Regions from separate parts of the Homo sapiens genome. Here all the other regions are linked to region 3. Evidence: chromatin loops called from intact Hi-C (ENCODE). Cell type or tissue: endothelial cell of umbilical vein. All regions are shown on one strand.

The links. A loop is a pair of places that touch in the nucleus more often than their neighbours do. Peaks named below come from ENCODE experiments on the same cell type or tissue, not always from the same donor. Only the 100,000 strongest peaks of a DNase experiment are listed, where the experiment ranks them.
Region 1: it touches region 3 in a loop (15-fold over the local background); 9 of 110 quality-filtered maps call a loop at or near these places.
Region 2: a loop joins it to region 3, with 2.9 times the contacts of the local background. A loop is called at or near these places in 5 of 110 quality-filtered maps.

Annotation. Positions count from the first base shown.
Region 1 is chr14:38,599,057-38,603,056 of GRCh38, reverse strand. No RefSeq gene overlaps it. Among named protein-coding and RNA genes, the nearest start is that of LINC00639, 320 kb to the left of the region's middle. In endothelial cell of umbilical vein, a CTCF peak has its summit at 2,267; a DNase peak (open chromatin) is centred at 2,276.
Region 2 is chr14:38,720,278-38,724,277 of GRCh38, reverse strand. No RefSeq gene overlaps it. Among named protein-coding and RNA genes, the nearest start is that of LINC00639, 190 kb to the left of the region's middle. In endothelial cell of umbilical vein, a CTCF peak has its summit at 2,256 (motif pointing left); a DNase peak (open chromatin) is centred at 2,247.
Region 3 is chr14:37,901,312-37,905,311 of GRCh38, reverse strand. LINC00517 (long intergenic non-protein coding RNA 517) reads left to right here and starts at 3,188. Exons shown (of 2, transcript NR_135286.1): 1 at 3,188-3,296. In endothelial cell of umbilical vein, a CTCF peak has its summit at 1,539; a DNase peak (open chromatin) is centred at 1,541; H3K27me3 peaks cover 898 bases.

The DNA.
Region 1 (4,000 bases), 700 kb before region 3:
TATTTTTTCAGAAGAAGAATACATGGAAGATAAACACTTCATTGGTAGTTTGTTTATGTATAAAATTCTTGATTTAAAGTCATTTTATCTCAGAATTTTTAAGACATTTTCCCACTGTTTTTAACATTTATTGTTGCTTATGAGAAGACTAACATTATTATGTCTTTGGTTTGGCTGTACATACAGGAAATCTTCCTTCTGTTTTCTAGGAAAATTAGCACCAGATCAGTCCACTTATTATAATCCATTTAAAATGGATTATTGGGATGCTATTTTCTGATAAGAATAAATGATACCATGCTATGACATCTTCTAAGTTTATATTTCACTTTCCAACACAATCATAAAGATAATAACTTTTATAAAAATATTTCAAGACTTTTACCAAGGGCCTATCTTAAATCCTTTGATTGTTGAATGATTCTTCTTTGAAGACCCGTTCTTGTCATTTTTTTTCTGGTTGATTTTCTTCTCCTTCATCCTTAATTGACCTGCCTCTGCTAATCCTCATTTAGCTAACTTTGTTGGTGACTTAAAAGGTTACCAACACTTTTATCTACTCTATGAAATCTTACATCTTTTCAAGTTTTGCAATTTTACTTTGAAATAAAGTTGTGTTATGTATTTATCACACATTTATTAAGATAGGGTTGGGGTATTTGAGTGAGTCAGGATTAATTTTACAAGTTCATTAATGAATACTTTTGAGGCATGACTGCTTCCCTACGCAATTTCATGGCTATAAGAATTCAGATAATGGGGCATGGCTGTCAAGATGGCTGAATAGGAACAGCTACAGTCTGCAGCTCCCAGTGAGGTCAATGCAGAAGGTGCGTGATTTCTGCATTTCCAACTGAGGTACGTGGCTCATCTCATTGGGACTGGTTAGACAGTGGGTGCAGCCCACGGAGGGCGAGCCGAAGCAGGGTGGGGTATTCCCTCACCCAGGAAGCACAAGAGGTTGGGGGACTCCCTCCCCTAGCCAAGGGAAGCCATGAGGTATGTGCTGTGAGGAACAGTGCACTCTGGCCCAGATACTATGCTTTTCCCATGGTCTTCATAACCCGCAGAGCAGGAGATTCCCTCAGGTGCCTACGCCACCAGGACCCTGGGTTTCAAGTACAAAACCAGGCAGCCCTTTGGGCAGACATCAAGCTAGCTGCGGGAGTTTTTTTTTTTTTTTTTTTTTTCCATACCCCAGTGGTGCCTGGAACGCCAGCAAGACAGAACCATTCACTCCCCTGGAAAGAGGGCTGAGGCCATGGAACCAAGTGGTCTAGTTCAGTGGATCCCACCCTCACGGAGCCCAGCAAGCTAAGATCCACTGGCTTGAAACTCTTGCTGCCAGCACAGCAGTCTGAAGTCGACCTGGGATGCTCCAGCTTAGTGTGGGGAGGGGCATCTGCCATTACTGAGGCCTAAGTAGGTGGTTTCCCCTTCACAGTTTAAAAAAAGCTGCCAGGAAGTTCGAACTGGGTGGAGCCCACTGCAGCCTGGCACAGCCGCTGTAGCCAGATTTCCTCTCTAGATTCCTCCTTTCTGAGCAGGGCATCTCTGAAAGAAAGGCAGCAGTTCCAGTGAGGGACTTATGGATAAAACTCCCATCTCCCTGGGACAGAGGACCTGGGGGAAGGGGCAGCTGTGGGCAGAGATTCAGCAGACTTAAATGTTCCTGCCTGCCAGCTCTGAAGAGAGCAGTGGATCTCCCAGCACAGCACTCAAGCTCTGCTAAAGGACAGACTGCCTCCTCAAGTGGTGCCCTGACCCCCATGCCTACTGACTGGGAGATACCTCCCAGCGGGGGTTGACAGACACTGCATACAGGAGAGCTCCAGCTGGCACCTGGCAGGTGCACCTCAGGGACGAAGCTTCCAGAGGAAGGAACAGGCAGCAATCATTGCTGTTCTGCAGCCTCCACTGGTGATACCCAGGCAAACAGGGTCTGGAGTGGACCTCCAGCAAACAGCAGCAGACCTGCAGAAGAGGGGCCTGGTTGTTAGAAGGAAAACTAAAAACCAGAAAAGAATAGCATCAACATCAACAAAAAAGATGTCCACACAGAAACCTCATCTGAAACTCATCAACATCAAAGACCAAAGGTAGATGAATCCGTGAAGATGAGGAAGAACTAGCACAAAAAGGCTGAAAATTCCAAAAACCAGAATGCCTTTGTGATCCAAAGGATCACAACTCCTCACCAGCAAGGGAGCAAAACTGGATGGAAAAATGAGATAGATGAATTGACAGAAGTAGGCTTCAGAAGGGTAGGTAATAACAAAATCCTCCTAAAGGAGGAGCTAAAGGAGCATGTTCTAACCCAAGGCAAGGAAGCTAACAACCTTGAAAGAAGGTTAGACAAATTGCTAACTAGAATAAACAGTTTAGAGAAGAACATAAATGACCTGATGGAGCTGAAAAACACAGCACGAGAACTTTGTGAAGCATACAGAAGTATCAATAGCTGAATCAATCAAGTGGAAAAAAGGATATCAGAGATTGAAGATCAACTTAATGAAATAAAGTGTGAAGACTAAATTAGAGAAAAAACAGTGAAAAGGAACAAACAAAGCCTCCAAGAAATATGGGACTATGTGAAAAGACCAAATCTATGTTTGACTGGTGTACCTGAAAGTGATGGGGAGAATGGAACCAAGTTGGAAAACACTCTTCAGGATATTATCCAGGAGAACTTCCCCAACCTAGGAAGACAGGCCAGCATGCAAATTCAGGAAATACAGAGAACACCACAAAAATATTTCTTGAGAAGAGCAACCCCAAGTCACATAATCGTCAGATTCACCAAGGTTGAAATGAAGAAAAAAATGTTAAGGGCAGCCAGAGAGAAAGGTTAGGTTACCCACAAAGGGAAGCCCATCAGACTAACAGCAGATTTCTCTGCAGAAACCCTACAAGCCAGAAGAGAGAGGGGAAAAATATTCAACATTCTTAAAGAAAAGAATTTCAACCCAGAATTTCATATCCAGCCAAACTAAGCTTCATAAGCAAAGGAGAAATAAAATCCTTTACAGACAAACAAATGCGAGAGATTTGGTCACCACCAGGCCTGCCTAACAAGAGCTTCTGAAGGAATCACTAAATATGGAAAGAAAAAAAACTAGTATCAGCCACTGCAAAAACAAACCAAATTGTAAAGACCATTGACACTATGAAGAAACTGCATCAACTAACAGGCAAAATAACCAGCTAGCATCATAATGACAGGATCAAATTCACACATAACAATATTAACCTTAAATGTAAATGGGCTAAATGCCACCAATTAAAAGACACAGACTGGCAAATTGGATAAAGAGTCAAAACCCATTTGTGTGCTATATTCAGGAGACCCATCTCACGTGCAAAGACACACATAGGCTCAAAATAAAGGGATGGAGGAAGATTTATTTTCCAAGCAAATGGAAAAAAAAAAGGGTTGCAATCCTAGTCTCTGATATAACAGACTTTAAACCAACAAAGATAAAAAAAGACAAAGAGGGACATTACATAATGGTGAAGGGATCAATGCAACAAGAAGAGCTAACTATCCAATATATATGCACCCAATACAGGAGCACCCAGATTCATAAAGCAAGTTCTTAGAGACCTGCAGAGAGACTTAGACTCCCACACAGTAATAGTGGGAGATTTTAACACCCCACTGTCAATATTAGATCAATGAGACAGAAAATTAACAAAGATATTCAGGATTTGAACTCAGCTCTGGACCAAGCGGACCTAATAGACATCTACAGAACTCTCAACCCCAAATCAACAGAATACACATGCTTCTCAGCACCACATAGCACTTTTTCTAAAATTGACCACATAATTGGAAGTAAAACACTCCTCAGCAAATGCAAGAAAATGGAAATTATAACAGTTTCTCAGATCACAGTGCAATCAAATTAGGATTAAGAAACTCACTCAAAACCACAAGTACACAGAAACTGAACAACCTGCTCCTGAATGACTACTGGGTAAATAACAAAAGTAAGGGAGA
Region 2 (4,000 bases), 820 kb before region 3:
TTCCTAGTAATAGGAAGAGCTTGTTAAAGTTTCAGGTTAGATTAGTTCTCTGAGGGTGGAGCCTGTTATGGATAGTCTACGTCAACCTGTCATGTTCTGCTGCCCAAACGTGGTAAATTCTCGCATTGGAATGTAGAACTGAAAAACGGTGCCATAAATAACAATTCCAGGCTGTCAGCATGGAGTGATCACTGCTCCCACCCTCCCGGTTCTACTCTTATTCTAAAGGCCAAAAAAGTTCTGAGAGTATTTATGTTCTATTCAGATTAACTAATTGAGATTTTGGCCTTTTTCTCTAGTTGCCTGTTCCTTTACTCAAAATTAATTTGTTACAAGGCACAGTGAGTTAATTAGTATGATTAGCTCCGTTATCTTCATGCTTGCATTTTTAAGGACTTTAAAGTCAAGGTACTGTTTCACAGATGATTATTTGCAGACAGTTAATTCTTGAGTTATTGTCTTGGGATGGCCGTTATCATATTAGCATGCCTTTTACATTTCTTGATTTTTAAAGAAACATCTCATTTTTATATTCCATTTTAGAACTTTCATTGTCAGTAAATATTACCAATGAGCTTCCGTTCTGTCAACAACATTTTCGTGTCACGTATTTTCAAAATATGAGATTTCAAATTCCAAAATGATTTGTTTCTATAAGTTTAGGGAAGTGGTGGTAGTAAGCATTTCATTAATAAAGTTGTTATAATGAGTACTCAATGTGTATTCAAAGTGTACCTGTTGATAATTTGAAGCAGAACAAAAGAGGGGGAAAAGAAAAAGAATGTACCACTAGGTGCCACTCTGATCTTAAAGCTTGAACCAATGAATGACAATTGCAACAATGACAGTGGTGGTGACATCAATAGACACTTTATGATAAAATGGAGGTAGTTTTTGTGACTATAATATTCTAAATTTAGGACATGAAATTTTAAGCTTGATGAGGATTTTGTCTGAAAATGACTTTTTTCAGATGCTTTGCAAATACTTTGTATTAGTTGATATTACTAAATCATTTATGAAATTAGCAAATGTGGAAGTATTGCTGACTTTTATAAAGGAGAAAGGTGTGGTTTGATGATCCTAGGATAGAGAGTCATCAATTTAGCATTGATATCAACTTTCACTATCATAGTAATAAAGCTATTGAACTATTCTTCTCTGGCTTGGTTATCCAGAAGAGATATCTCTTTCTCAGGAGTGTCATAAAAGACACTTGGTTAAAGTGTGAATAGTGTTCTGATTACAGTAATTGTTAAATATTATTATGTAAAGCGAGGTAATGATAGTAAAAATAAATGAAATGCATGAATGAAGCAGTTACCTGGTGATCAAACTACAAATAAAACATCAGTCCTATGTGGTGATTAAAAATTCTCTCTTCATAGAATATTTCCAAATAAAGAAGTCAAAGACAGTTTTCCTGAATTGTTGATATTTGACTTTCAATACAGTTACTGGTTCACAAAAAACCACTTAATTACCAGACTAATCTAATTGACCTAGGATAGCAGTGAGAGAGCTGTAAGGGGCTCTCTCTTCTTCACCTAGAAGACTTTACTGAACAAAGTCTAGGAGATCCTTGAAATTGTTAGCAAAGCATAAAGATATATACATATGTGTAGGTTCAGCAATATACATGTATCTCATTGGAACTTCAAAGACACTCATCAAAAAAGGGTTATATCCACTCTTCTAGGGTATTTGATAGTGGCAATGGCTAACATCACATCCAAGGGCTTGGTTGAAGGTAAAAATCAGTGCGAACGAACATCAAAAGCAACTTTCAGTGGGAAAAGTAACAAAGTGTCAACCTGAGGTCTCAACAGGAACTTTGGTTGTCATATGTAAAGCAATAAAGGCATTCCTTAGGACAACCTATACACATATGAGGGCCAAGAATTTTTTGTTTGTTTAGGTTTTTAAGCTCTGTTTTAAAAATCACATCTTCCCTCAAGTGCTGCAAACATAAAATCATTCCTGTCCTTTTACTCTCAAAATTGTGGTCCCTTTCTCTCTACCTTTCCCGAAACCAAAGGCCTGTGTGTGACCTTTGAACGAACTCACCCAACCTAGCAAAGTCATGATGCATTATTCCATGATGGGTGGGCCAGTGGGAGGGCTACCATTACAGAATACTTTCTCTTGGACTAGAAAGGTTTCCTAGGAGAATGAAGACAGAAGTTAAGTATATTGAAGAACTGGCAGAATTCATGCACTCAGTTAAAATGAAGAGACACTGCCTCCTGGAGGCCTGTATTGGGATAGCCGTGGTACAGTGTGAGGAAATGAGTAGTTTACACTCCCAGCCTAGATGGAATCAAAGCTTATTCCAGCCATGGCTGAGAGTGTGTCTGGAGACATAGCTAACAGAGAATTTATATTTTCTGACTGACAGTGAAAAATGAATGTTTTCACACCGTGGTAACTAAAATTTGGGGCAGTCATCTTTATTCACATTTGAATAAAACACCGATTCATGACAGGCTTCAGGTTGCTTAGTCAATCAGTTACGCGGCCAAAACTGCTGCGTCTGAGTCTCTTCCTCTCTGCTGGGCAGTTCCTTTTGGTTGTTTTTATTAGGTCTCAGTGTTACCTCTCGTGTGTTTTTCTTCTGTTATGTGCTCCAACAGGACAGAATTATTAGATCTGTACTGTCTTTGTAACCTAATTATTTTCCTGTCTCACATACTGCATTGATATATCCAGGTTTCCAAACATATGTATAGTTACAATTACACTGTGAATTTAAACTACTTAAGTCATATTATTTTAATCTACCAAAGATTTGAAATATTAATAACAACAGCACATGAAGATTATATTTTGGATTCTAATTTAAGAGAGTATACCTGTGATGGTTAATACTGAGTGTCAACTTGATTGAATTGAAGGATTCAATCATGGATTAAATTATTGATCCTGGGTGTGTCTGTGAGGGTGTTGCCAAAGGAGATTAACATTTGAGTCAGTGGGCCGAGAAAGGCAGACCCACCCTTAATCTGGGTGGGCACAATCTAATTAGCTGCCAGCACAGCTAGAATATAAGCAGGCAGAAAAATCTGAAAAGAGAGACTGGCCTAGCCTCCCAGCCTACATCTTTCTCCCAGGCTGGGTGCTTCCTGTCCTCAAACATCGAACTCCAAGTTCTTCAGTTTGGGAACTCAGACTGGCTCTTTTTGCTCCTCAGCCCACAGACGGCCTATTGTGAGACCTTGTGATCATGTGAATTAATACTTAATAAACTCCCCTTTATATATATGTCTATTCCATTAATTTTGTCCCTGTAGAGAACCCTAATATAGTACCCACTTAGACTATTAAATAATTAGTCATCTTAAGGAAAAGAAAATAGCAACACATACTTAAATTGCATTGTACTGTTCTAAGCACTTCACATATATTTATTGATTTTTATCACCATAACAGACCTTATGAAAGAGATACTATGCAATAATATAATTTATATATAATCTGATCTTATTCTAAAAAAAGAGAAGCAAATACCTAGACATGTATTTGGAAATAGTACCTTTAGTTTGGGCTGCTGTGTTTCTTATCTGGAGTCTTGACTTAAGGCCCCTGGATTTGCAACTGTCAGCTAACAGCTGACAACTCTCACCTGGTATGTCAGTCAGATCCAGAAAATAACAATAATTTGCAAATAGCTCTTTAAAAACTCAGGCTTTTAGGACACAAAATTCCTCACCTGGAATGGCATTTGTCTGATGAGTAAGGAGAGATGACTTGAGAAGCTTAATGAGAAAAAATGTGTTGAGTCCAAAAGTAAATATAATAAGTTCTCAAAGAAAAATCAACCTTGTAGTAAATGGTCTTAGAAATGTCTAATGTGCATCACAGGATAACCTGTTTAAAAAATGTGACATATGCAATGGATTCCCAAAAGGTTTGTATGCACATATGGAGAGAGAATGGCCATATGGGATGAAGAGGGAGGGGATGTAGGTAGTGAAGGCTCGGACTCAGGAGGCTAACAGTG
Region 3 (4,000 bases):
TTCATCTCTCTTTAATAGACTGAGTTACTAAAGAGTGAGTTCAAACTCCAATCTCCTTAATTTTTACCTTGATAGACTTTCTGTTCTCCCCTTTCAGTATTGTCGGTACCACATTATTTTTATCACCAATATGATGGATAAAGGGAACACTTTTCCTGACTTGAATACAGACAGGGTATATATCATGTTTCTAACTGTGTTCTTACTTGTGCAGAAGAGCAGGGCTAAAAAGCTAGAAGCCCAAAAGAGAGTTGCTAACACTTTGATGACCTGTTTACTTTCTCATGTCATCAATTATCATGGACAGTAAATCAATTGTTCTGATTGGTTTCCTACAGCACGGCATAGAATGCATTTCTTTATATATTTAGATACTGTCATTGATCATTACTCTTTAATTAGTATTGTATGGCCAGTCTCCAGCACCCAGTAAATTAGCAATGCTTCGAAAGTCAACTAGAATTCAATCTTCCTCTGTCTGTTGTTTTAAATTATTAATTCACTTACTTAACTAACATCACTAACATTTACTAACCTTTAAGCACTGTTCTAGGCTTTGTGGTCATTACATCATAATCATTCATCATCACTTTCATGATAAAATAGGAACGAATATTGTTTGAGCTAGTGTTTTACTAAATGCTGCATAAAAAGCACAATAAAATGGCATAGAGATCTACACTGGGAGGCTGAGGCTGGTGAAATGCTTAAGCCCAGGAGTTCTAGACCAGCCTGGGCAACATAATGAAACCCCATCTCTACCAACAAAATAAAAATAAAAAAAAATAAGTTGCCAGGTGTGGTGGCGCACACCTGTAGTCCCAGCTACTTGGGAGCCTGAGGCACGAGAATCACTTGAACCTGGCAGGTGGAGATTGCAGTGAGCTGAGATCACGCCACTGCACTCCAACCTGGGGGACAGAGTACGACCCTGCCTCAAAAAAAAAAAAAAAAAAAAAAGGTAAAGAAAAGGCATACAGACCTAAAAGTAGGGATAAGTGCTTCCATTTGAAAATACTAAGAAAGTTTTCATAGAGGACTAAGAGAACTTAGTATCCAAGCTTCTTTGTAAAAGTAAGTAGGTTTTAAACAGATAACATTGGAGGGTGAAGGAAGAATATTCCTAATAAATGAGATAGCATGGAAAAGTATACAAATATCCAAACAGTGACAAACAGCACAATATGACTAAGGTGTGTGGTGTACTTAAAGACAGATTTCTTCTTTATCAAAAGAAACAGTTTCGGAAATGTAGATTTGAAATAAGTCAGAGATTGCTCAGAATGACAACCTAAAAGACTTGGATTTTCCTTAGCAATCTTTCCAGTAAATAAAATAAACTTCGACATTTTATTTACTTAAAAAATTCCAACTGAAGATTTGCCAGTTTTTTCTGTCTGAATTTCTTATCTAAAGCAAAAAATTCAAAATCTACATATTTAATGTGTTACAGTATCAATCAGGTGATTTTTAAAAATAAATTGAAATTATTTTACTTTATTGCTTACATTATGTGTTAGACAGCGACACCTCATGGTAAAATATTATTTTACAGCCAAGTGTATGATCGAGGAAGAACACAGACGAAAGCCCGCGAATGGCGTCAGAAGAGTTTTCTCAGCATAGAGATTGCCCAGGATTATAGCAAGGGGTGTGATGGACTTAGCTAAGGGCAGTAAAAGAGATGGCAGGAGATTGGGAGGGACCCAACATTTCCTGAGGGAATTACTAAGTTCCAACACAGCATCAGTATTCGGAACTCTCCATGCCCATGTTCCCTGCATCTGCCAGACAATGACAAGCTCAAAATATTTCTAAGAGTAGCGTAAGAGTGAAAAATGCACATCTAGAATTTGGTTCCTGCAGGTCCCTGGGTATTAATGCATGCATACCAACAAGATAAACTCCAAATGTCTAAATGTTTGGACACCACCCATAAATGATGAAAATTTATAAGAACTGTCTTACATATATTCTTGAAGTCTTTCAAAAAACAGAGGTAATATGGCACAGTGTTATAAAAACACTTTCATTCCCATGAGGCTACTGTTCTGGTCACCACCAGTTCAAAGGCCACTGCATCATCTGTCTACAGATGGTCGTGGCTTTGTGCTAGAGGTATCTTCTCTTTTGATTACATCTTGAGAATAGAGTAGGTAATAATCCGGGCTAGGATAGTGGGGACAAACTGATTCTATTGACAAGGTTGAGTCTCTCTCATGCTCACACAACAACTCCAATAATGTTCAAAGCATACATTCTCTTGCCCACCAACCATCTACAATTGGCAAACTCAGAAAGAAAATGTTCAGTTGTTTCAATGAAAAGGGAACTTATTTCTCATTTAGGCTCTAGCTGTGTTTAATATGAAGACCTGTCTTCACTCTACATGACTGGAACTCCAACCTTTAGTGCAATGTATCTTGGACTTGAGGAGAAAACATGAAAGTCAATGCAAAACATCTCTGTCATTTAGTCTTCCACTCACATTTTCAAGTACTACTAGTACTAATAACCCTGTTTGCTTACATGATTCTAACTGGGTACATTTCACTTCAACTTTTAGCTCAGCATTGTAATTTTAGCTCTTCTTCGTGGATCAGACCACATAACAACTCCGAATCATGTTTTTATTATGACAAAAGTTTGTGGATAAAATTCACTTTGCTAAATGACATTAATTTAACACGATGTATTGAATATCTGCTATGTGCCCATTACAGAACTAGGTTCAAGGCAAAGGCCAACAGAAAATAAGCATACTTAGTTTCCAACATCAAATGTGTGTTTTTCCTCTACATTTGCATCCAAAGAAAATACTCTTATGCACATCAGGTTTAATCTCTTAGCTTGACTTACGCTAAATTTATATTATATAGAGACTAAAATATGCTTTCAAAATTTTCAATTTCTATTCTTGTCTGTTTTGTAATCTCCCAAGAACATCTGGAAGCTGGGGAAAACATCAGAGCAAGTGAAGAATGTTCAAATATACAGGGACCATCCAGAGACATGTGGCCTGCACGTTGATGAGCAATGTGAACTGAATTACTGTTGTATCTGGAGGAATTCCATAAAAGAGAGTAATCAGTCTATTTGGATCCCAACTGCCTTTTCCTGTCCCCAAAGGGCGGGAACTAGTGTGGGTGGAAAAACCCAATGCATCCCAAGGCAGTCCTGCCTTCTAAAGCGCCCGCCAGGACAGGCTCCTGGTGGGTTGTAAGGAGAACGGCAGGAAGAAGTGCTCCCAGGAAGCTGCCTAGCCACCGCCACCACCACAGGGTTCCATCCAACTGGTAGGAAACATGCCCTCTTGGCAAGACATATCCTAAAGAGACTGATTCTCCTTCTGTCTCTCCTGTTTTCTCCACTTCTAGCAGAACAATGTTCCCAGTGAGAATCATGAAAAGATAGTGATGTCTTTTTCTCCATAAGTTTGTTTATTTCCTTTAGCATGAATCCAAGCCCAGTTTAATTCTCTAAAACCACAGCTGGTCAACATCCCTCATAAAATTAAATAATAAACAGCTATATGAAGTGCATACTGCATGACTGTCACACATCTACAAGAACTTTTCAAACTTTCTTGGCCACTTTGTGGTGTGTGAAATATCTATAAGCAACAGATAGTGTAATATTTTCTGAACTCAATCTGAAGTTTTCTGTTATTTGATTGATGATTTTAGACCATTCATATCTTACATGAAAAGAGATGCACATGCCTTGCCATTTCATCTGATTTTAGGTTTACTATTCCTTATTCTTTATTGTTATTTCCTCTTTTCTATTTTCTTACGTTGGCTGACTTGGTCACATTTTTTTCATTCCCTTGCCTTCATCACCCCTCCACCTCCATCTCTACCTCCACTAATTGGAAACTTAAGCTGTGTTTATTAATCTTGCTGATAATTGGATCTGTATTGCTCTATTAATGTGTCTAAATTAAAATAATATAATTATGCCCTGCCACCTGAATATTTTGCTTTATCACTCCCTTCCC